Regions from separate parts of the Homo sapiens genome. Here region 1 is linked to region 2. A link is a contact called in ENCODE Hi-C or POLR2A ChIA-PET data. All regions are on one chromosome and are shown on one strand. Each heading gives the region's core, a stretch centred on a gene start or an enhancer-like site at or near the end of the contact. The rest is flanking DNA. Distances are from core to core; before and after follow the strand shown.

What was found. A loop is a pair of places that touch in the nucleus more often than their neighbours do. ChIA-PET counts read pairs that join two places held with the same protein, here RNA polymerase II (POLR2A). Pooled maps may share reads with other maps.
Region 1: a pooled map of posterior vena cava shows a loop between it and region 2 (22-fold over the local background). The contact joins the enhancer-like site here to the promoter of SNX27 in region 2. A Hi-C loop is called at or near these places in 8 of 50 pooled maps. POLR2A ChIA-PET finds 5 or more read pairs at or near these places in 3 of 52 experiments (H1, HepG2 and MCF 10A).

Annotation. Positions count from the first base shown.
Region 1 is chr1:151,471,993-151,475,282 of GRCh38, reverse strand. No RefSeq gene overlaps it. Among named protein-coding and RNA genes, the nearest start is that of POGZ, 14 kb to the right of the region's middle. Within about 2 kb of position 1,987, at least 26 of the 41 ENCODE cell types and tissues checked have a DNase peak (open chromatin) inside an H3K27ac peak, as active enhancers do.
Region 2 is chr1:151,610,449-151,613,589 of GRCh38, reverse strand. It overlaps SNX27 (sorting nexin 27), which reads right to left and starts at 1,540. Exons shown (of 12, transcript NM_001330723.2): 1 at 1,078-1,540. The coding sequence starts at 1,388. It overlaps LOC124904420 (a long non-coding RNA gene), which reads left to right and starts at 222. Exons shown (of 2, transcript XR_007066622.1): 1 at 222-399; 2 at 1,191-3,073. RefSeq lists a silencer at 1,185-1,624 and an enhancer at 1,665-1,764.

The DNA.
Region 1 (3,290 bases), core at 738-3,237, 140 kb after region 2:
CTATCACATCATATCAGTAAGAAAGTACACTCTTAGAGTCAGTAGGGGTCTGGCATGTTGTATCTCTCAGAACCCTGTTAATTAATTCTCTAAAGTCTTCAATCTAAGGAAACAGCTCAGTAAATCTCTTCAACAAGTTTCCACCATTTAGCTGTCTGACAGCATTAAAATAAACTAGATCTTCATGTTCTGCTTCAGCCTTTTCCAAACATACTAAAAACTGAATATGGCCAAGGGCAGACACACAAGAAACCCAGTCTCAATGCCTCCATCAAATCATGTGATTTGCAGAGCTCCCAGCACACATTTTCCTAATGAATGATGTAATGGAAGCTGGGGCCCCCTAATCGCTTTTGACGTGAATAACTTGAATAACATGCAGAAATCTTTCTTCCCGTGATCTGTGTCAAGTGAGCTTAGCTTTTCCATACTTAGACAAACTTCTCAAGTTCCATCTTGACAAGAGGTTAGGCCCTACTAGCTAATTAGGCACACTTTTTCCCCTGAAAATTTTAAGTGGTCCACAATCCAAGGTCAAGGGAGCCTGCATCTGGTAAAAGGGCTGCAGGAGGGACACTTCCACACAAAGCTTCACTGATGAAATGAAATCACTGTGCTAGTGTCCCCATCCTGGTCTTTTCTCTGTGTATATCACAGTATGGGCATGGCACCTTCATTCATTCAACCAATATTTCTTAGTGTTAGCCATGTGCAAAGCCCTTTGGAAGATACCAAGATAAATAATACTAACAGCTATCATTTAATGAGCCTCTTACATCCGAGATCCTTCTAAATGCACAACACCAAAAGATTAACTCCCTTTCGCTGAAGAATAAAACTGGGTCCCTATATTTAAGGAGTTTATATTTACAAAGATTTCTGATATATAGCATGGTACAGACTATATGTATATGAAATCCTAACTGCTGTTTGTAATGAAATTAACAAGTACATCAGATTGTTTAATTTGTAGTACTCAACAGCATTCTGATCTAAGCACTTCTCAAATGTTTGTTGACAGGGCCAACTAGGAGACAGTGACAGGTTGTTTTCTATCTACACTAGGAACACAGCAAAAAAATACTTAAAATGCATGCGCAATAAAGCAAAATTTCCTAAATCTTAATAAAGAGAAGCTCGTAAATTACTTGCCACTGAAATTTTTTAAATAATCTGAATTAAACCTGGGCTGAGCTAGGTATAATTTTACCCACTTGAAGCAGGGACATGTATTAGAATGAAGTAAAACAAAAACTCCACGTCATCACCTACAGAAATGTTCATCATGCACCACGGTGATGTTTTGGGGAGTAGGCCTCCATTTGGCAAAATTACTAGCACACCAAAATCTTATTCTGGTGTCAAGTGAGACCAGCAGCCAGAGCCTAGGAGCCTGATGTTGGGCCCTGTTAAAATGTTATTTACATCTAAATTAATTTGAGAGAGAAAAAGAAAGTAGGAAAAACTATATTTTAAATATCACATTTTTTTTTCCTCCACTTCATTTTCTGCACTCCTACTATGGCTCCCTTAACTCAGTCTGAGGCCAAGAGATTATGATGACAAAAGAGAAATGATCAATAAGAAAAGGCGGCTCCTGAAAACCCAAGCCCACTCGAGGGTTCAGACCTCGAATCCCACCCTTCGGAGCCTCGCCGCTCCCTCCCGGGTTGCGGGCGCCAGCAGAGGAGCGCAGGGCGGACACTGCCCTTTTCTGGACTTCGGTGCTCTTCACCCCGCTTCCCAGTGCCTCCTGCCGCCCCGCGGCCTCCACACCCACGCGCCGCGGGCCCCCGCGCCTTCGCGGCTCCAGCTGTCCCCTCCCGGTATACCCACCCACCCGCACGTCCAACGCCCTTTTTTCCCCCCCCGAAAACTTTCTAGACGGTAGGGACTATTTTCTTCTAATGTAACCTTCCACCAAACTGGAGGGAAAAGTTACCCGAGGCCAGAGAAGGGCTGGGGACGTGGGAGGGACTCACAAGATCCCTGGTTCTAAAAACAGAGGTCTCTTTCCATGAAAGTGAGTAACTGGGCCCCCAAGCCAGAGTTTTGTTTGTTGGATTAATTGGTCAAGGTGCACGTTGAAGCTAAATATCTTAAATGGAGATTTTTAAAAAATGGATATAAAATAGACTCCACTAGACAAATGGTTCTTGTCTTCAGACCTTGCAGTTCTTTCTATTGATTCTCATGTTATCTGTCCCTCCCTACCCCGGGCTCCCACGTCATGAGGTTCACGTATAGGGAAATCCAGGTCACTTCAGTATGATGACTTCATAAACCCTAGAGGAAGAAGTCAAATCTAGAAACTGCTCTTTGAGGCAGTTTGCTGAATTCTATTCTGTATTCTGGAAAGGTAAGCTAACCTGCAGAAATAGTTAATGATTGGGATAATCCTCTAGACCTTCTTTTTCAAACTGGGTGGCAAAATCAGTTTGACAAGCAGTATTAAGAAGGAAGGAGAGGACGGAATGATGGAAGAAAGGGCTGGGCACAGTGGCCCAAGCTGTAATCCCTGCACTTTGGGAGGCCGAGGCAGGGGGAACACTTGAGGCCCCAGGTTGGAGACCAGACTGGGCAACATAGGGAGATCCCATCTCTACAAATAAAAATAAAACTAGCCGGGTGTGGTGGTGCACTTCTGTGGTCCCAGCTACTCCAGAGGCTGAGGCAGGAGGATTGCATGAGCCCAGGAGTTCAAGGCTGCAGTGAGCCATGTTTTATAAGCCACTGCACTCCAGCTTGGGCAACGGAGCAAGACACTGTCTCAAAAAAAAAAAAAAAAAAAAAAGAGGTGTAATAAAAGAGAATAGAAAGCTATCACATAGTGAATATCAGTAGTCTTTCATACAATCTGAATCATGAAAAGTACTGTGTGTTTGTGTGTAGCCAGTCAAGATGTAGAATATGCTTTTTACTGTGGGTGGCTGTCAAAAAATGTTTAAAAACCACTGTGCTAGACAGTGGAACTTTTTAAGGATGCTTAGATTGGAAAGGTTGAAAAGTCATCTAATTTATTCCTCTATACTTAGACAGTATTTCATTTTAAGAATAGTACAGACTTTAATTACCTTTCTTGCTTATCATCTCATCTCAACATTTCCTACTAATGATTTGTGAATAATTTGTCTCTTTAAAGCTATTATTTCAGTAAAGAAAGCTATAACTTTCTTTACTGAAAGAAAGTTATACAAAGGCAATTCTGCCAAGTTCCCTTTTTTTCTATGGCTCTTCTATCCTGTCCCCTGGGCAGTGGACATATTACAAATGTGCCTGAAAGATCTGTC
Region 2 (3,141 bases), core at 291-2,790:
AGAAGGCGCCTTAAAAAACAGAAGAAAGGAAAAGCAGCCTAGGGGAGGGAAAGACTAGGACAAAGTCAAGTGTGGGATCACAGGAGGATAGAGTAGAAGAGGCAGCAGAGACGGGCATGCCCTAAAAAAGCAAAGCGGTCAAAGACCCAAAAAGGGCTTGAAGTAGTTTTGAAGGAGGAGGAGTTACAAGGGGTCTACCATAAACCTGACTAGGAGGAGGCATGAGTATAGAGCAGGAGTGAAGGCAGGAGGCCAGGGAAGGGATGCTCTCAGAGGGGTGTGCTGATGGAGACGCTAGATTCCAAATTAGGGTGTGATACGGGGCCAACCGAGAAGAGAAACTACGGTGTCAAATCCCACGCCCCCCACCCCAAAGGCATGCAAGGGTCAGAAAGCAAGGTAAACTCTTGGAGTAGAAATACAAAAAGGAGGGGAGGAAAGGGGCACACGGTGGGATGGAAAAATTTAGGGGCAGCGTAACCATGAGGAGAGGGTAACTAAGGAAAGAAAAAGGAGACGAGCGGGGAGGGATGGTGTTTCCGGAGGAAAAGTAGGAGCAGACCAGAGGTCCTGCCTACTTGGTCTGGAGGGCAGAAGGGGCAGTCCACGGGGGCGGAGGGGAGTGGTGGAGAACGAAACTGCGATGCTGAAGATGAGAACTTGGGGGGGACACGGTACTGGCTGGATCAGAAAACGAAACGCCGTCAGTAAGGAGCAGATGAGGTTCCTTCTGAGCAAGACGAGGGGGAGTGAGGAGCAGAATGCAGCACGCCAAACGGGAAGGCAAAGGGGCGGAGAAGAGCCCAGAGTAATCGGGGCACAGGGAGGAGCACTGGGGGCGCAAGGGCATCAGCTGGAGACGACGGGGTGGGAGACCGGCGTCGCAGAAGCCCCGGGGCGGGTGGTGGGAGGGCAGCCCACAAGGAGGGGCCCGGCTGCGGAGGCCTGAGGGGCGGGGGTCCGGAGGCCGGCTCGGAGCTCGGGGGAGGTGCGGCCTGGGGGTGACAAGGGTAGCGAGGAGTGCAGGGGCAGGAGGGGCGCGGGGAGGATGGGGCGGCGGGTAGCCCCGATACTCACACCTCCAGGATGCGGTCCCCCTTGCGCACCCCGGCCCGATCGGCCGCCCCCCCGGGCAGCACGGCGCTCACATGCTGCAGCGGCGCGTACAGCTCCCCGTTGATGCTCCGCAGTTGCCCGCCCTCGCTCACTTGGCCCCGCACGTTGAAGCCGTAGCCGGACTCGGACTTGACGATGCGCACGACCCGCGGGCCGCCGCCTCCCCCGCCGCCGTTCCCGGCGCAGTGGAGCCCAGACCCCCCGCCGCCGCCGCCACCTCCGTTCCTGTGAGGGGCTGAGGGATGAATCCCTTCCCCGTCCTCGTCCGCCATCTTGCGAGCAGGCGAGCCGTACCCCCGCCCCCTACGCCTCCAAGGCCTCCCGGCGCGTGCTCGCCCTGCCTGGCAGCCGGACGACCCCCGACGCGCGCGCCCGATCCGCCGGCCGCGGGACCGACTCGGCCACCGAGCTGCTGGCGCGGGGTGAAGAGGAGGCAGGGGGCGGGCGAAAAGCGGACAATCGGGCACCGTGGGGCCTCCTGGGAGATGTAGTTTATGGGTGGCGGGGGCGGGGAGCGGTCTGGGCCTGGGCCTGAGCCGAGGTTATAAGACGCAGTTCGGAAGCAAGGCCTGCCGGGAGTTGTAGTTTATCTTTCATGCTGGGTTAGGAGTTTGATCTGCTGGGTGGGGAGAGTATAACCCAGCACCCAGCGTGGTAAAATGATTCAGTTCTTGATGCGGACCAAGTTTTTCGCCCCCCCCCCTTTCATTTCATAACCTCTAAAAAACAATAATGTTAGAATAACTTAACGTTTGTGATTCAACACAGTCTTAAATTATATCAACTCATTTTTTGGCACAGTAACTTATATGTTGACCAGGGCCCAACAACCTGTGAGGCAACCGGATCACGATTAGCTTCCCTATTTTACGTTATTAGGAAACAACCTTAGAGTGCTCAAAGTCATCCAGCTACTAAGTATCAGGAACTAAGGCCCAGTTATTGTGCAACTTTCTTGTCCTGTATTGCAACTACAGTCATGTGCCACATAAGGACATTTTGGTCTACAATGGACTGCAAACACGAGGGAGGCCCCCTAAGATGATAATGGAGCTGAAAAATGTCTATCACCTAGTGGCACAGTAGCCACCATAAGGTCATAGCACAAGCATTACTCACATGTTTGGAGTGATGCTGGTGTTAACAAACCTGCACTGCCAGTCATGTGAAAGTATAGCACATATGATTATGTACAGTACATAATACTTGATAATGGTAAGAACTATGTTACTAGTTTATGAATTCACTGTAGTTTTTATCACTATTTTAGAGTGTACTCCTTCTACTTTTTTTTTTAAGTTAACTGTAAAGCAGCCTCAGGCAGGTCCTTCAGAAGGTATTCTAGGTATTCTAAGTATTGTGATTTTTTTCCACGTATTCCAAGTATTGTGTTTTTTTGTTTTGTTTTGTTTTTTTGTTTTTTTTTTTTTTAAGATGGAGTTTCGCTCTTATCGCCCAGGCTGGAATGCAATGGCACGATATCGGCTCACCGCAACCTCTGCCTCCCAGGTTCAAGTGATTCTCCTGCCTCAGCCTCCCAAATCCCTTGCGATTAAACGCATGCGCCACCATGCCTGGCTAATTTTTTGGTATTTTTAGTAGAGACAGGGTTTCACCATGTTGGCCAAGCTGGTCTCGAACTCCTGACCTCAGGTGATCCAACCACCTCAGCCTCCCAAAGTGCTGGGATTACAGGTGTGAGCCACTGTGCCTGGCCCCAGTTATTGTTACCATCAGATGACAGCTCTGTGCATGTTATTACCCATGAAGACCTTCCAGTGAGACAAGAGATGGAGGTGGAAGACAGTGAAATTGATGATCCAGATCTGGTGTAGGCATAGGCTATGTTTGTGTTTAAGTCTTAGTTTTTAACCAAAAAAAAAAGTTTAAAACATAAAATTAAAAATTGCCTTAAATAGAAAAAAAGCTTATGGAATAAAGATATAAAGAAAGAAAATATTTTGTACATCTGTACAATGTGTTTGTGTTTTAAGCTAACTGTTATTACAAAAGAGTCCCCCCAAA